3 separate regions of the Mus musculus genome follow, and all the other regions are linked to region 2. The links are chromatin loops, found by intact Hi-C in ENCODE. Cell type or tissue: left cerebral cortex. All regions are shown on one strand.

Region 1 (8,000 bases), 78 kb before region 2:
ATACCTGATGCTCCTGTGGCGAGGAAAGAGTTGAATACCTGACATCACCTCATGTGGAGAAGACAGGGCTGAGACACGTCAGTTCCTGGTCACACCATCTGGATCTGCCCCTTTGGCCCTGGTGCTGTGCAAGGTGTGGGCATCCTCTGAAGAGATGCGCTCAGGGGCACGCAATGTGGACAGGGGCGCACAATGTGGACCATGAGCTTTTGCAAACTCAAGGCAGGCAAACCACTGTCTGGATCATTTTGTCTTCTTAACTCGAGGTCTGACTTAGTCTTTTTTACTACAGAATCCCTGGTTCCTCTCATCATAAGGACATGTACCCAGACCTCAAATTAACCCGTCCTGCTGCAGATTTATGTTCCCACACACCTGGGCAGGAAATGTCCTGAGCCAGCCAGTCCAGCTCCGCTGACATCTCTCACAAGCTTCACTCCCCCGACCCCGACACACACACACCCATATACCACTTTCTCCCCCACCCCCTACCCCGCCAAAAACAGCACAGCATCTTTAATTCTTCTCATAACAGCAGACAAGCACCTATTGCATAACAGAATTGATGTAAGGCACTTTGAGGAACGGAAAGGGAAACCAAGTGACTTGGGAAATAAACAGCCCCTCCCCTCCTCGCCAGGCCCGAGGTTCCTGATGGCATCTGTGCACATCCAGATTGCAGTGCTGTGCTGCAGCCCTGGAACAGTGAGCCTTGTTGCCGGTGTTCTCAAAGGCTTTGCTCAGCGGGCCGCAGTACTTTTCCTCTTCTCCGCAGCTCTGGCCGGGAAAACAATAACCTTGTCTCCCTCTAGTGGCCAAAACTCGCAAGCGCTCACCTGGGAGCCTTCTCTCAATCCTGGTAATTAACCAATGGTTCAGGCTCCGTTGCCTTGGAGACTAACTACTCGCTCATCTGTGGGGCTGACTGGTGCCTACAAGCTTAAAAGCCCATACACAGGTTTTGATTTTAGAAGTCCCTGAAACGCATGTACGTGACATATGGTCGTCATTGTGTTCCAAGTTTCATAGCACAGATTATCAGTCTCCTGACCTAAAGAATGACCTTTTCCTGGGAAAGATATGCTCATTCTTGGACCCAGCTGAGGTTACTTGATAGAGTGCTTACCTAGCATTCACAAATCCCTGAATTCTATCCCAAGTACCACCTAAACCTGGAGTAGTGGTGCGGGTCTGTAGCCCCAGTGGATTCAAAATAAACAAAAACAAAACAAACAAAACAAAACAAAATCTCTTCCCAGGAATCTACTGTGTCTGTCTTAACATCCGGCTTTGTAGCCCAGACGGTCCTTTAACTTACGGTTCTCCTGCCTCAGCCTCCTGTGTGCTGGGATTACAGGCACATACCTCCATGCTCAGGTAGGAATTTGCATTTTAATGCCTCCTCTAGATGACTGTGACCCACAGTGGGTTTTGTTCCTATTTAATTTTCAGAAACCTTGTGTGAGTACTACAGAGCTGACCAAAACAAATGGGAGGTACTTACCTCAGTCAATCATTACAAGCCATGCATCAATTTGAATAAGACCCCTTTCTCCTGGCTCCCCACCCCCACCCTGCTCCTCCTACTGATATCCAGCTCTTCAGAACCCATCATGGAAACTGGGGATGTAGCTCAGGTGGTAGGCTGCCAGGCCTGCCTGCACAAAACCCCAGCACTGCATAAACTGGGCATGGTAGTGCATGCATGCAACCCCAGCACTCAGAAGACAGAGGTAGAAAGATCAGGAGGAGATCAAGGCCATCCTTGTTTGACATCGTGAGTTTAAGGCTAACATGGGATACATTAGACCCTGTTTCAAACTTTTCAAGGGGAGGCCGTGATGATGCGCACCTTTGATTTCAGCACCCAGGAAGCAGAGACAGGCAGACCTCTGTGAATTTCAGATACCCTGCTCTACCTAGCATGTTTCAGGCCGGCCAGTGCTGCACAGTGAGACTTTGTCTCAAAAACACCCAAACAACAATCATTTATAAACACCTTCGAATGGAGGTGAGGCCACTGGAGAGTACCTGTGAAGCATACCACTTGGAATCTGAGAGGAGTGAAGATCTGAGCCCTAGAATGTCAGGCTCCACCCCAAAGCTCATTAAGGGGCCCCAGCTTGCAAAGAGTAAGTATGTCTGAAGAGGGAGCCAGACAGGGCAGCGGATGAGAGGTTGGTGTTTTGAGAAGATGCCTTTGTACCCGCCATTTTTAATGTGCTCCTCTATAAACTTCAGAAAGCAGGGGGCTGGCAACCAGAGAGCTATGATTCGGGAGATCAAGCACACATCCATTATCAGATGGAACCTGGGCACACCTGATGCAGATCCCTGCTTGACAAAGTGGGGAGCTGAGGCCATGACTCAGAGACTGGCCCTGGAGGGACCTTTCTCTCAGACCCCTTGTAAGACTGGTCCAGTTATCAGGCAGGAGTTCTCAATGATCTGACTTTGCTTCTTAGCCTGTTTAGAGCCCGTAAAACATGACCAACTGAGGTTTGTACTGGTGGATTGTTTTGCCAAGAGACACTTGATTTTTTTTTTTTTTTTTTTTTTGCTTTGTCATCTCTTGGTTCCTGGTTCTCCACAGAGAACAAACTGGAGCCAAGTCCCCTGGCCACCAGGCTTCAGTCTGGAATGTCATACTGATTCCTGATGTTCCCTTGGCCCTTCCAGGAGATTAAGAACAACCCACAGGAAAGGGCTCCAGAAACTACCTACCTGCTTCACAGGCAGGGGAATAAGGAGCCTTTGGTGACCTGGTTGCTTCCATATTCACACAGGATGTCTGAGCAGCCATGTTAACAGAGTACACAGCACCCCTGGGGCAGCTGTCAACCATTTATCTCTAGTCATGGGCAACATCAGGGCAGCTGTACATCAGGGATGCTTGGATGCATCCCTGCCAAGGAGAGAGTCTAACAGTCCCAGCTGAATGGCTATGTAGGCTGTGGCCCTGCATAGATTTGCACAAGACAGCTTTGGTTGGTCCTTCCGACCCGGGAGTGGCTAACTCAGGGGCTGCAGCAGCTTTGTGCATTTGGGAAAGAAAGTGGTTGTAGCTCCCTCTAGTGGACTGTTAACAGAAATCTGAAGAGAAGAAAGGTAGAAGAGGGACCTCACCTGCTGCTGGGTGCTGTCACTGCAAGAAATGAATTTGGTCTTCAGAGGAAAGACCACACCTTCCCTTCACACCCAACACAGAATGCCTTGGTAGCAGAGGCCGTTCTTACGATCAAGTGGCAGGCCCCCCAGAGTTGCAGGGTGGCTGAGCCCCTACCCAGGAGTTATTACCACTCGGCTATGAACAGGCCAGAGGCATTACTCTCTGAGGCTAGTTTCCTTCCATTTGCCAGGATGTTTAGAGAGCATTCAACCAGCTCAACTTCCATCCCTGTGGTGTTCTGAAATGCTGGGTGTCCGTGACTGACTCTCGGTGAACTCACAATTGATTGCTTGCCAAAAGAACAAGGTAACAGAGCTTCCCAGGGGTTCAGGGAGTCTGACTGCGAGCATGTTCACCAACTTTACCACGCCTTGCCGCCACAGTGATCAATCAAGGCTCCTTTCCCGCCTTTCATACACTCCACTCTAGAACAGAATGGGTTTTCTATTCTGAGGTCAAGCTGAAAGAGAACTGTCTTCTTCTGTGACTGAACAGGAAAAGGCAGCAGGCTGAAGCAGCCATCGGGGGTGTTGGCTATTATGAAGATGGGACTGAGCATCTCATACTAAGCAGGAAGAGAACATCCACAGGACTCATCCCATAGCAAGGAGAGTGAAGGTGATGGCTGATCCTTACACAGGCTCACAGCCAGTGAGTCGTCAACACTCTACTTATACTAACCCGTTTTAATCATCACAAAAGCCCTGTGTCATCAGCAGTCTATAAAGCCGCATCTGAATGCTAACCAAAGTCATCTGGTTATTATAAATGCCAGCTGCTAAATGCAGAATCTTAACAAGAGCTGAACCAGTGTGGCTCTCCCTAGGCAAGAGACGGCGCCTGTTTCCCATCGTGTGTCTATGCCTGCAAATGAGCTCATCCTGGTGGCCCAAGCCTCAGAGCTATGAATCAAGAAGAGACACTGGGGGGGGGGGTCACAGGTCATGTTGCCCATTTTTTAGGTGGGCTCATGGCAGAGAGAGGACATGAGGAGGCTTGGTACATGTCACGCAGAGTTGGTGCCACGTGTTCAGATGCTCATCCTACAGCTTTTTGCCTCTACCAAACGATAAAGCTACTAGGAACTTGATCGGATGACCAGAACTGAGATCTCACCTCATCCCAGGAACCTCTCAAGTCACCCAGGACTCTCTTGTTGCATCATTTACCTGCCCTGGAAACAGATAGAAATCACCCCTCGCAATGGCGCATGACCCATGCTGTCCTATGACCACAGACTTGGCATAAGCTCCCTGCACCCACAGTGCTTCTGGGGCTCTCCGGTTACTTCTCTTGGGTGTGTTCCACCACTTGGCTGAAAAGCAGGCTCACCGGACTGTAAGTCTGATAGAAGAGAGAGAAACGTGAGGAGAGGCGTGAAGAGCTGAGAGGGAGGCTGTGTGGAGGAGGAGAGTGAGAGACAGGGAATGACTCATGAGAACTCAAATGTATCCCATCTCAGGTCTAGGGTCAGGATGACAGATGGGCATGGTGACAACAGCTGCCCCCCTCCCACTGGCTTTCTGGAGAAAAGGGGGTGGAGCTGTCAAGTGCTCAGACTCTGATGCACCTGCTCTGAACACTGGGGAGGAAACAGGAGCCACTCCACTGATAGGAAGTCAATCAGAGCCCCCGACTCTGACTACGTGTGCATGCCTGTCCTTCAGCAGCAGTCCAGACAGTGGGACCCACGTGCTGGCATGCTGGCTGGACTGCCTTCCTTCCCTACATCACCTCAAACTCACAGCCTTGGCATCATCCTTGCTGCCCATCCTCGCACATCCTACATCCGACCTCTCGAGTTGGCGCTGCTTTCCCTAAGGATGCGATCTGCCCTTGTCTCACTGGCTCCACTGCAACAGCCCAGATCAAACCATCTGCCCTCTAATGTGTTCAGGCTCATCACTGGTAAGTCTGATAAAAATTAAAATGTAGTCAATCACTTCTCAAAATCCTGCAGGGACGGCTTCCCACTGTCTCAGAGCACAAAAGAAGTCCTATACGTCCCTGACTGGCCTGCCCCATCTTCCTGCCTCACAGCTCTCACTTCCCTGGTGATGGCTTGCTGATCTCCAGGCACTCCTCTCTGTGCCTGCAACACAGCAACCAAGCTCCTACATCTGCACGTGCACTGAGTGCATTATCTTCTCCTGTTATCGACACGGCTCACCCGATAACCTCTCGCACTTTAGTCCAGCACCACGTGCTCGATCAGCCTTTTCCTGCCTCTCTTTTCTCCATATTCCTATGTGTAGTAGATGAGCTCAGCTCCTGTGCAAATATCTATTCGTTCATTTTCCTAAGTGCCCGTCTTCCCTGCCTGCACGGAGCCCAATCTTATTGCTCTTATTCACTAGTGAATCTCTGGCAACTAGAGAAAAGAAATGCCCAACATGTAGCAGGTGCATGGAAAACAGCGAATGGACAAACGGTCAAATGCTAGGTTCAGGTGGAGAGTTAGACCCTTAGAGGAGATGTCAGCCACTGGGATTTTATAGCAGGAAGAAAAGCCTGGTTGTTGAAGGGATGTGTCTGTCTCTGCGGGCATGTGTTGGAGGTGTTTGACAGCCATCTTCACTTGTAATCGACAGTTTATGAGCACTTGATTGTTTGAATGTACGTTCTTTGGCTGTATTTATCAGCGAGAACCTATGCTTTTCCACTCATTCTCTCTGACACTGATCCATCTTCCACACTGGGTGTCCTGCTGAGTACCAGGCAGGCTGTGGCTCAGAATATAGTCCATAGAGTAGGGTGACCAGCCCCGATGTGAAAACAAGCCTAGGAGGACTTTAACATTAAGGAAGACTACCACGTGCACTCACCCTGTCCCCCTCCGCACCTGATCAGGAAGTAAATTAAGACCCACAGGGCCCAAATACTTGGGTGTGTGGCTACTGGTGAGGATGGCCCTCTCAAGAGACCCCAGAATTGTATAGGAGTGTTTGTTGGGGGACTTCTAGAAGTGACATTACCATTTCTCTCATGAGGAAAAGCAGTTGACTGTGGGCTTCAAGGACAGCAACAAGAGTTGCTAGAAGGGCTTGCATGGTGGTGCAAGTGCACGCACACACACACACACACACACACACACATACACATTGTAATTTCCGCATTGAAGAGCCCAATATGGGAAAATCATAAGTTCAAGATCAACTTTGTCTCTATAGAGAGTTCGAGGGCAGCCTGGGCTAGATGAGAAAGCCTGTTCCAAATAAGGAAAACAGAGACCGCTCTCACTGCCCAGAGAACCCTATGTATAATCTCAGGAGATCCTGGGAAGCCACTTGAAAGACAATTCTGACCTTGGCATCTGCTCTTCCATGTAGACTCAAGAGGCAGATCATGCTAGGCAATGGGCTCCCTCTCTGGTCTCCTTGGGAAACATCCCCTCACTGTGGCAATCTGCATGAAGCTGAAGGAGGCCTTCCCTGGTGGCCCACGGATGGCCAGCACCTGGGGTGACAAATGCTAGGAAACTGAGCAAACATTTCAGCCTCTCAGTATCTGCCTGCCTCTATCAAGGCCTGTGACTTGAGTGCTGGACTTAGCTGTTGGGGTTGTCACACAGCAGAAGACAAGGCCTCTGAGACTGTCATTTATTTATTAGTTACTCTTCCTCAGCCAGCGAGTGCCTGGGCGACTCTGCAGCACACTCAGGAATTCTTCCGATCCCAGATCATCCTAACACCTCCTCTCCTTTGATCAGACCAGCAACTCTCCTTCTCCTCCTCTGGCCCCACCCCAACACTCAGAATCCCATCGTTCACTGGCAAGGAGCCCCCCCCCCCATCTCAGCCTTTTCCTTTTCCTTCCGTCTCAGTCACTGCTTGTGGAAGGCCACCAGGGGCTGTCCGGCTGAGTTATTCAGTGGGGAGGCGGGGGTCTCATCCTCCAGAGAAGTTCAAGATCGGGTACTCTTTGGATGCATAGGTTTTCCAGAGTGGCCTCGTGCAGCACAACCCTGCAAAGGAGGAAGGAGAACGAGGGAAGTTCAGTTAGGGTCATGAGGGCAGAAACAAGGGAGATGTCATCGTGCAAATTAGAAATTGGCTTCTTGAGGCTGGAGAGATGGCTCCGCTTTTAAGAGCACTGCTGCTCTTGCAGAGGACCTGGGTTCAATTCCCAGCATCCACACGGTGGCTCACAATTGTCTGTAATTCCAGTTCCATGGGCTCTGACGCCCTCTCACAGGCATAAAAACACTGATGCCCATTAAATAAATAAACTAAACAAGTAAATAAATAAACAAATGATTTCTGGTAGTCATATGGACGACTACCAGATCTCTACTCTCCAGTTTGCCTGAACCGTCTCCCATCTTGTACTTTGACTCCAGAACTGTGCAGTTATAGCTATATAACTGTATAGTTATGAGCACAGGCAGCCTGAGGTCATTTCTTCATACTTAATCGAAGCCTGAACAGCAGCTAAGCATTCCCTAACCAGGTAACCCAAGCGCCCGGGTGCAGCTTCCTCGGGATGGAAACTGGGTTACACGTCACGAACTCAGTCCCTTGCTTCCCTTACAACCCCCACAGGTCAGCAGATCCAGCAAAGTTCCTACATCAATCGCCCACCAAGGCACATGTAAAACCATCTGATCTAGAGCTAACCATGGCTAGGTTAGCTAGAAAGCACTTGCCATGCAAGGCTGATAACCCAGGTTTGATCAGTGGGATCCATGGTGGAGAGAAAAGAACTGACTCGTGTAAGTGTCCGCTGACCTTAGCACATATCTGTGTGCGCTCTCTCTCTCTCTCTCTCTCTCTCTCTCTCTCTCTCTCTCTCTCCCTCCCTCCCTCCCTCCCACACACACACAACACACAAC
Region 2 (8,000 bases):
CATGTGTGCGTCTGCTCTGTTATGTCTAGGAAATTCTGTTTCCTTGAAGTCTTCCACCACTGCTGTCTCTTGCAGTCTTTCACCCTCCTCTCTCTGAGCAGTAAAGAGGGATGCCATCCCACTTGGGGCAGAGCACTCCAATGTCTTCTTTTCTCTGCTTGCTCTCTACTTGTGGGTCTCTGTGTTAATTGCCATCTTCTTCGAGAAGAAAGGCATCCTGAGCACATATTGCAGGCAGATCATTATTATGGCTTTCAGGCCAATTTACTTAAAATTGTGAATTATTTCTAAAATTTTCCATCTAATGCTTTTGAACCATTTGACTTGAAGAAACCAAATAGGTTGAACAAAACCACAGAGAAGGAATGGCTACCTACATAGATGGGGTAATTTGTGTTTGAATTTGTTAAAATCCTTTTATTTTGAAACAATTTCGGGCATAGGGAAAAGTCACAAAGAGAGCAAAAAGAATTCTTGTACAGCCTTTACCATCCATCCACGCTGTCTTATTACCTTTGTCTTCCTCACCATCCTTAGCTCTATCTACCTACCAGTCTAGCTATGGTCTGTCCCCACAGATAAAAACCTCAGAGATTATGTACCACCCCCCAGTACAGTCAGTGAATACTTCATAAAATCAAGGATTCTGTCTTTTATAGGCAAGGGCCGCATTCAGACCAGGAAGTGTATAGACACAGCACTACCATCTAAACAACAAGCCCCATTCAAAGGCCACCAGTCACCCACTGCTGTTCTAGGCAAAGGGAGAACGCCCTTAGTCTAGGGTCTTACCTAGGGCCACTGGGGGCATTATGGTGTCTTTAGTCTATTTTAAGACGGACAGTTCCCCAGTCTTTGTGGGGTTTGGGAGTTCTTGCTTTGTCTTGTCTTGTCTTGTCTTGTCTTGTCTTGTCTTGTCTTGTCTTGTCTTGTCTTGAGTCATGGTCTTATCATGTCACACCGACATATAGCACCAACTGGCCTCCAACTCAATCCTTCAGCCTCTTGAGTGTGGGATTCAGAGCAGACTACCTTAGACAACACCCTCAATTGTGGTTTAATTAATATTTTCTCAAGATTCCAGGATGAGGCTCTGTTTTCTGGGTTCCTGCTGCTGAGAAGGTGTATGATATCTACCTGTCCAACAACTAGTTGTATGAGCACTGGCTACTTAGTCAAGGTTTGCCAGGTTTCTCTGTATTTCCCATCTGATGTTAATGTGTATCTTCTGGGAAGTTACTTTTTCATCATATGGTATCCTGTTTCTTAGCACTCACTAGTTTTTGCCCATTGATAATGATTCTTGCCTGAGACAATTTCAACCTCTGTGAAAGGCTCACTCCCTTCACACCCGTGCATCAATCCAAAACGACTTTGTGGGTTTTCACTTTATTCTGTGGTGCCGTCTATTGTGAAATGGACTTTAATGTTTGATTGGCTCTAGTGCTCAAACTGTCCTTGACATTGCCAGTGGGGACTCCTTCAGTCTGGCCCCTGTGATTTGTGACCTCTCATCCTTCCTTGAGCAACTTGTTACCTGCATCACAGGAATGTGTCCCAGCACCAGCCAGAAGTTAGCAATATCCCCCAAGGAGCACTAACTCCACAGTTAGAAACTATATCTAACTACAGTCCACACTTGTAATTCTAGTACTCGGGAGGCTCAAGCAAGATCAGTAGTTTAAGGCCAACCTTGGCTATATAACAAGTTTAAGGCCAGCCTAGACTACTACATGAGCCTTAGTTTCCATCCCAGAAAGCCACCTAAGGGTGGAAGGAGAGAACCATCGCCCAGAGTTGTCTTCTGGCCACCATACACGTATTGTGCGTGCATGTGTGCATACATGGCATAAACACACACACACACACACACACACACACACACACACATGCACACAGACACACACAGACCCATAAACACTAGTAAAGTTAAACAAACAACAATAAATTAGAAAATTGAGATTCACTTTTTGTTATCCATTTGAGGGTTTTGACTCTGACTTTATGTAATTTAATTTTGGAAATTTAATTTTGAAGCATTGCTCTAAATGTCAAAGCTACATGACAACGTATAGTTAGGAGAGTGTCGCCTCTGGGCACATATTCCTTCCATCCTCTTTCACACCCGAGTCCTTTACACTGTATTTCCGGCCATCAGCCATTACCACCATATTGTTGGGGATTAGTTCTAATGCTTGGTCTTAATTTGGCTCCCAAAAGCTGTGCTTCCAGATGCTAAGGGTCCCTGCCCCCAGCTGGCTCTGATTGGTAATAAAGAATTGCCATACAGTCAATGGCTAGGCAAGGAGACAGATGGGACTTTTAGATTGCAAGGACAAGGGACCAAGGAGGAAGAACAGACATAATCACCATAATGGAGTAAGAACAGATTTAAAGGCCTGCTGACATGTAAGATTCAGAGAAAGTGGCCCTAAGGGCCATCCCTCTGGTTGGGTCTGGGGTAGCAGAGATGAAATATAGATTTTAAAAGATGTTAACTCAGGAATACCAGAGGGGAGTATGTGCCAGCCCAAGGGAAGTTTAGAAGTGCCCAGCCATTGAGAAGGTCAAGGCATAACAGAATTAGCTGGTGTGTCTTTCATTCATGAATCCAGAGCTCTTGGGTGGGTGCAGCACACACATGACCCACTGGGAACCAAAGCAGATTAACTAATTCACTTCTACACTATATTTCGTTACTTTCTCCTTTAGCTTTACTTAGTTGGGTTTTTTCCCCCTCCCTGTTCTTTTATACAAGATCTTGTTGCATAGCTCAAACTGGCTTCAAACTCACAATCCTTCTGCCTCACCCTTTCAGGTGCCGGATTACAGTTAGGAGAGCCTCCACATCCAGCTTTAGGCTTTTGTTTTGTTTTGTTTTTCTTGTGTAGAAATGAACATTACATGTATGCATTCCCTTTATTTATCAAAAGATAGCTGCAAGACACAACTTTCACCTTCTCCTCCTCCTCCTCCTCCTCTTCCTCCTCTTCCTCCTCCTCCTCCTACTCTTCTTCTCCTTCTTCTTCTCTAAACAAAACACACTGCTTTTCCCTTTCTATCAGACACAAATGTCGCTTGCTGGCTATTACGGCTGTACAGGCAGCCCTGTGTGTATGTTTCTGACTGACTGATCTAATGCTAAGGCACCAAGTTCACCTCCATATTTTTCACTTAGAATCAATACTCAAAGGATTGCTTTGTGCATGGGTGTTTTTATTTTTTTCTTTTCCATTTGTTTGTTTTCACATCTCATGTCTGTCTGCTGTATCTAGTGCAGTGTGCGTGGTGTGTGTGTGTGTGTGTGTGTATGGTGTGTGTCTGTGTGTGTGTGGTGTGTGTCTCTGTGTGTGTGTGTGCGTGGTGTGTGTGTGTGTGTGTGTGTATGGTGTGTGTCTGTGTGTGTGTGGTGTGTGTCTCTGTGTGTGTGTGTGTGGTGTGTGTGTATGGTATGTGTGTGGGGGGGTGTGTCTGTGTATGTGTGTGTGTGGTGTGTGTGCATATGTGTGGGGGGGTGGTGTGTGTGTGTGTGTGTGTGTGTGTGTATGTGTGTAGGGTGTGTGTGTGTGTGTGTGTGGTGTGTGTGTGTGTGTATGGTGTGTGTGTGTATGGTGTGTGTGTGTATGGTGTGTGTGTGTGTATGGTGTGTGTGTGTGGTGTGTGTGTGTGTATGGTGTGTGTGTGTGGTGTGTGTGTGTGTGTGTGTATGGTGTGTGTGTGTGTGTGTGTGTGTGTGTGTGTGTGTGTGCACGAGTGCACGCATGTATGGATGGGATCAGTTCTCTCCTTCCACTGCACACCTTCCTGGAATCACACTCAGGTTGCCAGGCATAACAGTAAATAGCTTTACCCTCTGAACTATCCTGGCAGCCCATTTTCTTAATTTTGGAGATAAATTTCTAGAGGTGGAATTCCTGGCACATTGAGAAAACACACATAACACTATTTTTAGATAGTGCGAATTAGCCCACCAGGGAGCTGGCATGAGCTTGCATCCCTGACAGGGATGTGTGAAATGACCTGTTTCCCACCTCCCTGCCCAAGAATGTGCTGTGTAGTATTTGTCATTCACCAAGTTGACTGGAAAGTTACCTTTGGGCACCTCCAGTTGGTTCCCCACTGGGAATGAAGTCAAATGTTTTTTTCCATGCATCTGAGGATACTATATCATTGGCCATTCTGCAGCAGACCCCAGGAACCTACAGCCCACACACAGGATCCTCCCCACTCTCCCACCTATGTGACCACTCCACCATAGGAGAGGGTGGCCATCCAAAGGCACCTGCAGGAAGAATGAGGTGTTGGGCTTTGAGAATGTCACTTGTATGTCTGCTGCCTCTTTCGAGACCGTCCAGACAGGGAGGGAATTGAGGCCACCTGGGTAGCTGTGGAGCTTCTGGGATGAAGAGGATCCAGCCTCTCACGTGGCCCAGCCCCAGACAGTCTGGAGGAGGTGTGGGGCAGTGGTGATAGTAGCTGTCAGGAATGAAGGCTAAACAGCGTTGGCGGAAATCAGAGATAAACTTTCCTCCTGTGTGCTGTCTCCACAGCACAGCCAGATGATGCTGGTTATTTCGAGAAGTTTCCCAGAATGGAGCTTGATGCATATCACGATCTTCCAAGGCAAGCTGGGGACGAGGCTTCTGAGTTTCCACTGTTCTTCCCAGCAGACACCCTGACATGTGCCCAAGCCTCCCCTCCGTGAAGCATGCTGACGTCACAAACACTCACCTGCCACTCACCCTCTCCCTGTCTGGGCAGCCGTGTGTCTAGTTGCTGTTTCCGCTGTAGGAACTACCTCCTGCACACACCAAATCCAAGTTCTGTGGGGCTCACTGGCTATTGGTGGCCCCGTTTTTCCTATGTGCTGTATGGTCTATATTTGTTGGGTACTATTCTCTAACACAACCCTCTAGGGAGCTGAGCAGTCCATCCTCATCTCCAGACACCATTCGGTTGTGTGGATTTTCTCTGGATGGGAGAGACAAAGGCAGGGTGTTGACAAGTCCTCCCTGTAGCACCACAGGAAGGTCAGACTTAAATTGCAGGGTTCCCCAGTACACACCCAGAGAAGAAAGAGAAGCAAAGAGTAGAGTTAGCCCGCCCTGTTGTATGTACAAACTCGTCATCTGTAGCTACAATGCCTCACAGCGATCAAAGGCCAGCTCTGCACTCAGCTGGAAATCATGGCTACATACGGCCCCCACTTCCCTCTGCCAAGTGCCTGCCTTTGAACTTCTCCACCCTTGAGTCCACAAACCCTTCAGGGCCATTCTTCCTTATTGTTCCCTTGGTCTTCAAAAGGTGGTGGGGGGGGGGGAATAGATCAGAACCACACAGAAACCTCAGCCCATTTACCTCGCCCTTCTGAGCGGTACCCTTCCCCATCACTGTCTGTTGGGCTTTACTGCAGAACTGAGGAGTCCTCGCTTCCCATATACATAGCACGGGACCTTGAGCAACTTTCATAACCTCTTCAAGTCTGATTTCTATGTCCCTGAAATGGGTTTAGAAGTAATGTGGCTGGAATTGAGGGCTCTGTTCCTTGAGTGTTCTATGCTAGATACAAGGAAGTTATATGATGGGTCTCAGTCAGCTTGGTGTACCCACTTCGTCTTCTAACTAGGAGAGAGAGAGGAGGGAGGGAGGGAGGGAGGGAGGGAGGGAGGGAGGGAGGGAGGGAGGGAGGGAGGGAGGGAGGGAGAAACTGATCCTTCTTTTTCTCCTGCAGCCTCTCCACCCTGCTCAGTTCCTCTTTCCTTCTTTTGGCCACAGCAAGCAACTGGAAACCTCACAGTCTGGACCATCTGCTCTCTGGACCTGGACACCTTGCAGTCTGTCTGTCCTATCTGTCCTCTGGGCCCTACCTTTGCTGCTGGCCTTCTTTCCTCTCCTCTTTCACACCTAGCACCAAGCCTCTCCCAGCACTAAGCCTGCCTTGGCCAGGTGATTTTTCTCTTTCCCTTCTTCCCATCCCTGATACCAGCACTCACTCACAACACAACTGTGTAGCCTAGCCAGCAATCCTGGCCACACACTACATACACACACACACACACACACACACACACACACACACACACACACACACATGCTGCTGCTGCTGCTACCCTCTTAAGGAATCCATCCAGTGTAGGTCATGGGGAACTACCTCTGGGTTCTAGGATGCCATCCTGCTGCCCCAAGCTCCCTTCTCCCACAGACCATAGTAAGATGTACCTACCACAGTCAGGCTCAAAGAGCACCTGCAGCAGCCTGGCTTCCAGGAAGCCCGTCCGTCTCTCAGGGTTACCTACTGCACCTGCAGAGCAGAGCACTCTGTCCCAACGTCATCTCCATTCCTAGGCACTTAACTGACTGTTCAGGTCGCCCTTCTGTTTCACCTGTATCTTCACAGAATAGCTACCACCTTCCTCTAGATGCTGCCCCAAGGATACCCTCAAGGGAGCTGCCCTGTCTCTCTTTCACCCATCAGCAGTCCCTCTGTGCTCTGTCCAGCCATAACTGGTACTAAGAACATTCTGTCTAACACTTTGTGTTCCTTTGTATTCTCTGTCTCTCTATCTGTGTCTCTGTCGTTCTGTCTTTTTCTGTGTCTCTCTGTCGGTCTTTTTCTGTGTCTCTGTCTGTTTCTTTCTGTCTGTCTCTGTCTCTCTGTCTGTTTTTCTCTGTGTCTCTGTGTCTGTCTCTGTCTCTCTTTCTCTGCCATTTCTACTATTTTTAAATATAGCTGTCAAGGAGTTGTATTGCTCTGAAGAGACACTGACCGTGGCTACTCTTATAAAGGAAAACATTTAATTGATCTGGCTTACAGTTTCAGCGATTTAGGCCATTATCATTGTGGCAGGAAGCATGGCAGTGTGCAAGCAGACATGGTGCTAGAGGAGCTGAGAGTTCTACATCCAATCAGCAGGCAGCAGGAAGAAACTAAGACACACTTCCTCACCAAGGCCACGCCTCCTGATCGTGCCACTCCCTGTGGGCCTATGGGAGATATTTTTATTCAAGCTGCCACAATATCCAAACAAATATCACAATATTTGAAGATAAAAAATCCCTAACCCAAAGCTTAACTGCAGCATCCCTTTCAGCCATCAGTCAGTGGCTCCCCTCCTTCAGAATCCAGTCCCTAACATACATACGGATCTAATTCTCAGACAACAGGGTGATGCCACACAGTAGTTAGGATCCTGTGCCCTGATTCCAGACAGTTACTCTGCTGTGGATCTGGGGGAAACTATTTCCTTGTGCTTCAGTTCCTTCATAAGTGGAGTAGTTGACAGTAAAATCTTCTAGGTCATGTGCAGTCTGATTTCAGTCATGTGGCAGATGCTCAACAACTCTTGGCTATCATAACTTATGATGACCTTTTAGACAAACTCAATGACTTATTTTCAATATTCCCTCAGCTTCTATATGACATATTGGGACAGTGAGCCTTACCTCAGCTGGATTCCTTGACATATTTATCTGGAACTCTCCTCCCTCTCCCCCTCCCTCTCCCCCTCCCCCTCCCCCTCCCCCTCCCCCTCCCCCTCTCCCTCTCCCTCTCCCCCTCCCCCTCCCCCTCCCCCCTTCCCCTCCCCCTCCCCCTCTCTCCCTCTCTCTCTCTCTCTTGCTCTCAGTATATGTGTGTGCATGCGTGTGTGTGCATGTGCACGTGTGTGTGCGTGTGTGTGTTTATTTGGGGGTACTGCCTACTAGTTTTTTAAATGTTCTTTGTGTTTCTTTCACCTTTAAGACTAGAATGTATGCTAGTTTTTTGACCTAGGGAAACATTTTTTAACTGGAAGGACTCATGATTGGGTAGCACAATTTGTAAGTTGTACCTAAAAAAATAAATAGAGTAGTAGGATTGAGCATCTAATCAAATTCCATTTCCATATCTGAATGTTTCTGCTTCTAGGGCATAATGTAGATAGGAAAGGGCTAGAGAGAAAGAATCGACTCAAATTAATCTAGCATTAGGCAATATTCCAGGAGCCACCTAATCGCCTTCT
Region 3 (8,000 bases), 220 kb before region 2:
TGGGGGCTGGATGGGGCTGTGGTCTCTGGCAGAGAAGAGAGAGCTAATTGTAAAAGCCGCTCGCAGGTGCCTCCGAGGGCATTCCTGCCAGCTTCGTGGCTGCAATAACGAGTTTCTGAGCATTGTGGGCTATTCCTAACAAGGATAACTAAATCATTCATTTCATTACCGACAGAGCTTGGCAGATAATTGTGCAAGAGGCAATTATCATCACACACATTCCAGGAAGGAGCGTGACCGGCTGATCCTCAACAGCAATGCAGAAGGAAACAGGAGACAGGGCTGAAAGCACTCTGGCCTCCTGCCTGAGATGAGCTGCTTCCAGGCTTTATGAAAGGAAGGGGGAAAGAGAGAGGGCCACAGGAGAGAGAAAGGGAGAGAAGGAAATAGGCAGGGAGGGGGAGGAAATGAGAGAGAAGCAGAAAGGAGGGTAGAAAGAAAGGAAAATTCAATTTGGGAGTATCAGGGGAGTAGGGGGGGGGCCAGTGACTGGGGAGAAAGAAAAGGAGGAAGAGGGGCAGGAAAGAGTGAAAGAGAGAGACTGGAAGAGAGGAAAGGGGACACAAGTGAGAGAGATAGAAGAGAACCAAGAGAGGCATGGAACAGAGAGGGACAAAAGGTCAGAGGGAGACAGGGAGAAAGGGCAGAGAAATCAAAGAGAAAGGGGAGCTGGGAGGAGCCATAGGGAGATGGAGGCTGCACCTGGCACAGAGGTCTCTCTACTCTTTCTGTCCTAATTACTGTAGCCTGACCTCTTTTGTTCCTGTCTCTGTCTCCCTGCAGGCCTGATTGTCACAGGCTTGCCATAGCAACTTACTAAAAATCTAATTTTGTCTCATTAGTCTCTTGATTGAGAAATCATCCTGACTTGATCATATCCATTGTCTATAGCTTCCAAGCACAGCTCTGACCGGTGCCAAAATTCTCCCTGAGTGTGTGCACAGAGGCTGGGATAAATACAGTGTTCTGTATGTGTGCTATGGAACACTACTCAGTCATGCAAAGGAATGAAGGTATGTGCTACCATGCAGATGAACCCTGAATATTATGCTACATGAAGGAAGCCAGCCATAGAAGACCAGGCATCACAAGATCCCCACTAGAGGAAGTGTCCAGAAATGGCAGGCCTGCTTATAACTCTCAACAGAGGGACATAAAGTTGACCAGTGGTCACCTTAAGACAGGAAAGAGAAGAGAGAGGGAAATGGGGGCATCTGCAGATGGGATGAGGTTTCTTTGGGGGAACTAATGGGAACAGTCTAGAATTAGTAATGATGGCCGCATTACTCGGTGGCTCCACTAACAGCCACTGAATTACACTCTGTGAGAGGACAAATCTCGTGGAATGAAAATAAAATCCTTCTTTGATTCAAAGTATGGTGTAAGGTGGGAGTCACCAAAGGCTGGACAAATATGCAGCTATACACTTCTCTCTTCTCTCATGTGTGAATGCGGTATGGCTAGTTGTTTCAGGCTGTAGCCACTGTGACCTACCAGCAATGGTGGACTATAACCTGGAATTATGAGCTTAAAACAAAACAAAACAAAACAAATACAAAACAAAACCCCTCTTCCCCAAAAGTTTCTTTTTGTTAGGGTTTTTATCATCACAGCAACACAAATGAAACTAGGGGGAAAAGCATTAGAATTTCCTAAATGAAAATTATATCTGGGTAGGACAGCCCTAACAAAATAGATCCTGACTCTTAAATCTGTTGGGAATATAGCCACACCATTTTATGAGGGGCTCCTTACATCAGTCCTGTAATTGGCTATTGTCACATGTTAACGTGGTGACACCTACTGGCAGCAATCAGTGGCACACTTCCCACGATTCCTGCTTTTCTGAGGCTTCTTGCCACAAAGACCCCTCTTTGGGTTAGGTCATGTGACCTTCCTTAGCCAACGTGACATAATTGGAATGTCATAAGGACACACATATTGGAGTGCAGCCCACTGCAGACCTCATGTATCTCTGGCAGCCTTGAGCCACCAAACGAAAGGTCCAGTGACCTAAGTGGATTCACCACAAGAGAGAAATGCCTGGCCAGCCTCTGGCTCGTTCCACCACCCAGCAGAGGATCAGACATGTGTGCGAAGATGCCACCATGGACATTCCAGCCCCAGTAACAATCAGATTAAACAGAACACCTGCCTGCATACAGCCCCATACAGCCTCAGAACACAAGGGAAACATCATGCTATTGTCTTCCTAAGCCATGCAAATGCAGGCTGTGATATAACTACAGATGATCAAGACACTGGTACACAGCTGGATCTGAGTGAGATGTGTCGGGCTCATTATTAAGAGTTTATTTCCTTCTTTTGATGAAAGGAGATGTATCTTTAAGCCACCTTTTGAAGAAGCCAGACCAAGTTTGGCTGGGGTAGAGTCCCACATGGCGACAAAAAGCCCAAGGGGCCGCATGCTCCAGTTCACTTGTGACTCGTGAGCTCCAGGACCATGGCCTTAGGGAAACAGGCTGAACTGGGATTTTCAATGTCATGACCAAGGTCACAAGAGTTCTAAGTAGAGGAAGCGGGCTCCAACTGTCTAACACGCTGTCTTCCCCATCGCTTCCTACACTGGTGTTTAATTATTGGCACCACATCAAAACGGAATATGTATGGAGCCAGGAATCAGACCCTGGCTAATGATGGTTGAAGCTCCCTGTATCTCTAAGGAAAGAAAAAAGTTGGGGAGCCCTGCTTGAGCACACAACAAATACCACACTGGATGGAATGATAACTCCAGTGTACTTAGGCTAGTTTGTGTACATTTATGGGAAAACAAGAGGACATTTTTAGTGTTCCAGATTTCTTGATGTCTATTTTTCATGTGTCCAAGGTGACTCTTTGATGTCTCTGTGTATTTGAGACGATAACTACATCCAGCTAATTCACATCTCTGTCTCTTAGCTTATGTGTCATAATGCTAAGAATATCTTAGGACATCAAAGTTCACAGTCACGTTATAGCCATGATCTCTGCTCTCTCCACCAGGCCTCTCCATCCTGTTTCACACTCAGAACTCACTAAAATATTGTTGCCAGTCCCACCTCCAGCCTGCTCCACATTCTGTACATGGGAGGAAAACTTTAGGTATCCAATGTAAATGGACTCTCTCTCTCTCTCTCTTTCTCTCTCTCTCTTTCTCTCTCTCTCTCCACCTCTCTCTCTCTCTCTCTCTCTCTCTCACACACACACACACACACACACACACACACTTTACCCTTTTCAATAGACACTATAATGATTCTAGGTCTTGCTACACTGCACAGAGTTAAAAGGAACACCTTGGGCAAGTGGTTCTTCAACATGCTAACTTCATTTCCTTTGGACACAGGCATGACCCTGGACTGGGATAATGTAGATCTGTTTTTAACTTGTTTTTAAAAACAAAACACTGCATATCCACAAGCATATCCATGTTCCCACCAACAGTGTCTGGCCTCTGCCTTCTCAGATCCTCAGCCATGCTTGCTAGCCTTTTTGCTCTTGATCATAGGTGGTCTAACAAATGTGTGGGGAGAATGCCTGACGTTTTGAGTTTATGTGTGTTTGGTGCCTAATGAGAGTACAGCTACCTCTTTAACTCCTAGAACCCAAGACAGGAGCAGCTACATCACCCTGTGGTCTCTTGCCTGGTTCTCGGCTCTTTGGGAGGTGCTTCTGTGTGTGCAATCACCAGATTTCACATCTTAGTGAAGAGGTGGGTGTCAAGTGGCTCTCTTAGCCACAGCTACATCCCTGCTGCTTGGAGCCATACTCTCACATGTAGGCACTCCATATTTGCTGAGTGAAAAGAAAATAAGCAAATAATTAAGTGGGTGAAATTCAAGACTAAGGCCTGGAGTGTGCCCCCACCTTGTGGCTCAGCTTGGATCTGCAACCCTTGGTGACCCAAAGTCAGTCTTCAAGTCTGGCCACCAGGCTGCCAAGCCTAGCAGGAAGTAGCTGTCGTCGTTCCTGACCCTGCCACGAGGGGGCAGATGTGTCCCATATTTTCAAGGCAACACCAGCCGCTCTGTCGCCCTAGCTGCAAAGGCACCTTGGGCATCAGGCTGAGGGAAATGTTAAATTGCTCTGCCAATATCCGTCCAGCTCAGGGACTGCTACATAGGTACTAAATGGGGCAGGGGTGGGGTGGGGTTATGAAATGGACATCTTGGGTCCTAACCCTAAGTGTGTTGGGCGCTGAAGTGAGCCTTACATATTCTGTTGTTGAGGCAGCGGGATCCCCTAACCAAAGCACTGAAGCCCTCTCCATGTTTTGATTCCAAGCAATGTCACCAAAATGGAGAGGTAGTGTTGAGTCAGCTCCTACACGTTGCTGCTTCCTACAGAAGGAGGCAGGATAACCAACCAGGAAGCTGCTGAGGCGTGGATTAGTAGCATGTGTTGTCTGGCTGGGCCAGTGAACTGTCCTGGGTGCCTGTGTCCTTGTCTCACTTCAGCTGGTCCCTCAGGCATCTCAAGGCAGGCGATGAACACAGTGATGCTGCATTTATAGGTCAAGGGACTGAGAATAAGAATGGCTAGTTAACCAGCTGATAGGCACTCCACTGGAATGTGACTGGGCTGGGATTGCAACCCAGGCAGGCCGTCTGGCTTCTGCCCACCGTGAGACTAGGGATTTGGGAAGGCATGAAGTCTGAGACTTAGAGGTGGCAGTTGAACACCGGGGGAGGTTGAAACATACAAACACCACTGACTGCCAAACGTCTTACCTCTTTTAATGCTCGAAGTCAATCTCTAATCTGACCAGGGACCTGAGCACATTCAGGCCCTTCATTCCCTCAGATGGGATGGAAGGAGCTAGCATCTGGGAAGGCCCCTTACCTCATCTCTGGAGGTGGAGGTAGAGGGGGAGGGCGATGCTGTCACCCAGCTCTCTGCAATCTGCCACACTCGGGGAGTTCTAGTCTCTATTGCTCTTTGGAAGTCACCTCTATACCCTTTCTCCCAGCTCCTAGAGATTCAATTCTGGCTGCTCCACTGTCCAGAAATGACAAGGGTGGGTATAAAGAAAACTAGACTGTGTGCCTGAAGTAAAATATGCCCTCAGCTGCTCCCTTTCAAGGGTTTGGGAGGACTAACTCAGACCTAAAGGGAAAAGCTTCAGGCTGGTCTCTCTTCCAGCGCGGTATCCCTCAGACCCTAGCTCATTCAGATGTGGAAGGGGGCAGGGCTCAGCAGAGGCCAAGGACAGGGACCTCGGCAGATAGCCTGGGTGAGTGCAGGCAGCTGGGCTCTCGTGAAGGTCAAAGTGGCAGAGAGGTCAGATGTCCTGAGAATGGAGGGCCTAGTCAGGCACGTTTCTGCCACTTAGTGGCTGAGAGGTAGGTGACTTCACTGTTAGGTCAAGGACAATGACATAATTTGTCACAGACCCAGAGAGCCCTCACTTCTTGGTCGCTGCCTCTAGAGTCAGGAGCAGCTTTTGTTCCCAGATGATAGAGTGGTAATAGGTACCTAGTCATATGGTTAGGGGCTCCCACTGAGCAAGGCCACTCTATCCTGCCACAGAGCCATTTCCTCTGCACTGACTGGCCTTTCTCCCTCAGGGAACCTAGCTTCTCCATCCCTGGTGCCTGTTCTGACCTGAGCTTGGGCCAACAGAGCTGTCCCTGCGGCAGCGACTGCAGAGAAGGCTTTGCAAGCTCATGCTCCCGCCTCTGTGGCACTGGAAGTTTCCACAAGGTTCTCTTGCTTGAAATAATGAGAAGTCCATACATAGGTTCTGCAGAACAGAAAGGAAGGGACAGGGTGGGAGAGCAGGCAGTATGTCTGTGTGCCATTACCATGGGTCAGATGGGCAGGAGCACTGAGGTGCCCACCTCTCTCCTGAAACACTGGCCTGACATTGTGAGCAAATGCATTTTGAAAGAGTGTGGGGTGGGGTGGAGTGGACATCAAAGGTGTCCAATCCTTGTCATCTGGGTGATGAAAACAGAGGCATGCCTGCTCCTTTCTCAAAATGAGCTCTCTGAAGCCTCTAGAAATGCAGGCCTTGCTTGCTGCAGTGTGACGGTCCATGGCACTCCTTTCCTTTCTGCAAGGAGAACTCAGGGACATCCCTCCCCTGTCCCTGACAAAGATGGCAATAGCCTCTGCCTCAGGGATAGAGGAAAAAAGGAGGTCCCCAGAGTCCACTGTGGCTCTCGGATAGCACGGTGTTCTGTGTCTTCAGAGGGTCTGGTCATCAGCTGGGGCTGGGTTTTCTCAGAGTAGAGGAAGCAAGATGACTCCTCAAAGGCTTTCTCAGAGTGTGAATTCAGTTACAAAATTAGGTTCCAAGTGATTTCTGATGGGGTGCGAGGGGGAGGGGGAGGCACCTAGGCACAAGGAAAAAAAAAATCTCATCCTACATGCCTCGGCATACCAAGACACCCTCAGGACTTCCTTTCTTCCAGATAAGAGTGGAGGGCAAAGGTCGCCAGCCTGACAGTTCTGTCGTCATCCCTACCAGAGACCAGGGGATGCTGATCTGCAAAGCCTCCCTCTAAGGGAAGCTGTGCTTTAGAGAAACAGGCGCGGAGACCTGTTACTTGATGTCCAGGGAATTGTGTGGTGGGACTTTGGTCTGCAGGGTGGCAGGGTTGAGAAGGACTGGGGCACCTTTAACAGTGTCTTAGAGGTTTACTGTTGTAAATAGACACCATGACCAAGGCAACTCTTATAAGAACAGCACTGAACTGTGGCTGGCTTACAGGTTCAGCCCATAATCATCAAGACAAGAACACGGCAGCATCCAGGCAGGCATGGTGCAAGCAGAGCTGAGAGTTCTACATCTTCATCTGAAGGCTGGCTTCATATGAGGAGACTGGCTTCCGGGCAGCTAGGACTAGGGTATTAAAGCCCATGCCTACAATGATACACCTATTCCAACAAGGCCACACCTCCAAATAGTGCCACTCCCTGGGCCAAACACATACAAACCATCACCGAGAGGTAGGAATCTAGGGGCTAGAGAGACAGCTCTATAGGACAAGTGCTTTTGAGCAAGCATGAGCATCACAGTCCAAACCCTAAGCACCCACAGAGACACTGGGTAAATAATCCCAGCACTCTGGAGGCAGATGGGGGGCGTCCCTGAAGAGGACCGGCTATCTAGACTATGTGTATGGGCAAGCTTTGGGTTCAAGTGAGAAACCTTGCCTTAATACATAAGATAGGGGTCCATCAAGGAAGATATACCCAGCATCCCCTCTGGCCTGCACATGCATGCATATTATCCATGTGTTCACTCGCATACGTGCAAACATGTAGGCACACAGGCCACATAATGCACACATGCAAAAATGGGGCTGTTTCTAGCAGAGGACCTCCAGGTCCATGCTGATGTGCCTTCCTTAGAAGCACTGAGAAGTTTCTCGTGGGTCTCTGGTTAGTTGTTGTGGGAAGGTTGTTATAAAAGCCCAGCTCCATCGCACTCTGTCTGAGGTGCGATCCTTCCTCCCCCTCATACTCCCGCCATCTGCCATGCGCTCTTCACCAGAGCCTGTGTCATGCTTTTCAGATTTTGAAAGCTCTAAAACTGGGAGTCAAATAAACTTCTCTTCTTTATAAAGTTAGCCTTCCTCGGCTGTTTCGTTACAGACACAAGAAGCTGACTACTACGTACAGGAGCCCTGGCCATTTACCTGGCCAGGGCTGACCTGGGATGATGGGAGGTTGGGAGAGAGGAACCATCCTTCCACTGGCTCATTCCATGTCAGAGAGGTAGAGGGCTGGGATACACTCCCAGACTGTCCCTAGGGTCAGAGCTGGCCTGACCTTTAGGATCGTGGACATAGCAAGCATGATAGTTCCGAGGCTCTGATTCTCTGTGAGATCCAAGCAAGCCAAACCTCCTCTGAATCTCATTGGTAACACCAGGCAATGCCCCTGGGTGTCCTGCTATGACAGTTCTTTGTTGTTGTTGTTGGCAGATCTCCCACAACCAACCCCCTCCCAGACAAGCCACTGCAGAAGGTTGGGAGGCAATGACCAAGTAA

The links. Hi-C counts contacts between places; a loop is a spot of excess contacts. Peaks named below come from ENCODE experiments on the same cell type or tissue, not always from the same donor. Only the 100,000 strongest peaks of a DNase experiment are listed, where the experiment ranks them.
Region 1: it touches region 2 in a loop (8-fold over the local background); 2 of 42 quality-filtered maps call a loop at or near these places.
Region 3: a loop joins it to region 2, with 2.3 times the contacts of the local background. A loop is called at or near these places in 2 of 42 quality-filtered maps.

Annotation. Positions count from the first base shown.
Region 1 is chr6:126,701,575-126,709,574 of GRCm38, forward strand. It overlaps Kcna6 (potassium voltage-gated channel, shaker-related, subfamily, member 6), which reads right to left. Exons shown (of 2, transcript NM_013568.6): 2 at 6,755-7,133. Among named protein-coding and RNA genes, the nearest start is that of Gm33581, 11 kb to the right of the region's middle. In left cerebral cortex, CTCF peaks have their summits at 820 (motif pointing left), 2,115 and 3,062 (motif pointing left); DNase peaks (open chromatin) are centred at 782, 2,154, 3,058, 3,564 and 3 more places; H3K4me3 peaks cover 224 bases; H3K27ac peaks cover 3,170 bases.
Region 2 is chr6:126,779,275-126,787,274 of GRCm38, forward strand. Gm20190 (a long non-coding RNA gene) reads left to right here. Exons shown (of 3, transcript XR_003956519.1): 3 at 5,732-6,598. Among named protein-coding and RNA genes, the nearest start is that of Gm20190, 13 kb to the left of the region's middle. In left cerebral cortex, a CTCF peak has its summit at 4,899; a DNase peak (open chromatin) is centred at 4,557; H3K27ac peaks cover 434 bases.
Region 3 is chr6:126,560,069-126,568,068 of GRCm38, forward strand. Gm33449 (a long non-coding RNA gene) reads right to left here. Exons shown (of 2, transcript XR_378038.3): 2 at 3,971-8,000. Among named protein-coding and RNA genes, the nearest start is that of Gm33320, 5.5 kb to the left of the region's middle. In left cerebral cortex, CTCF peaks have their summits at 1,823 (motif pointing left) and 3,966 (motif pointing right); DNase peaks (open chromatin) are centred at 158, 3,989, 4,408 and 7,459; H3K27ac peaks cover 3,027 bases.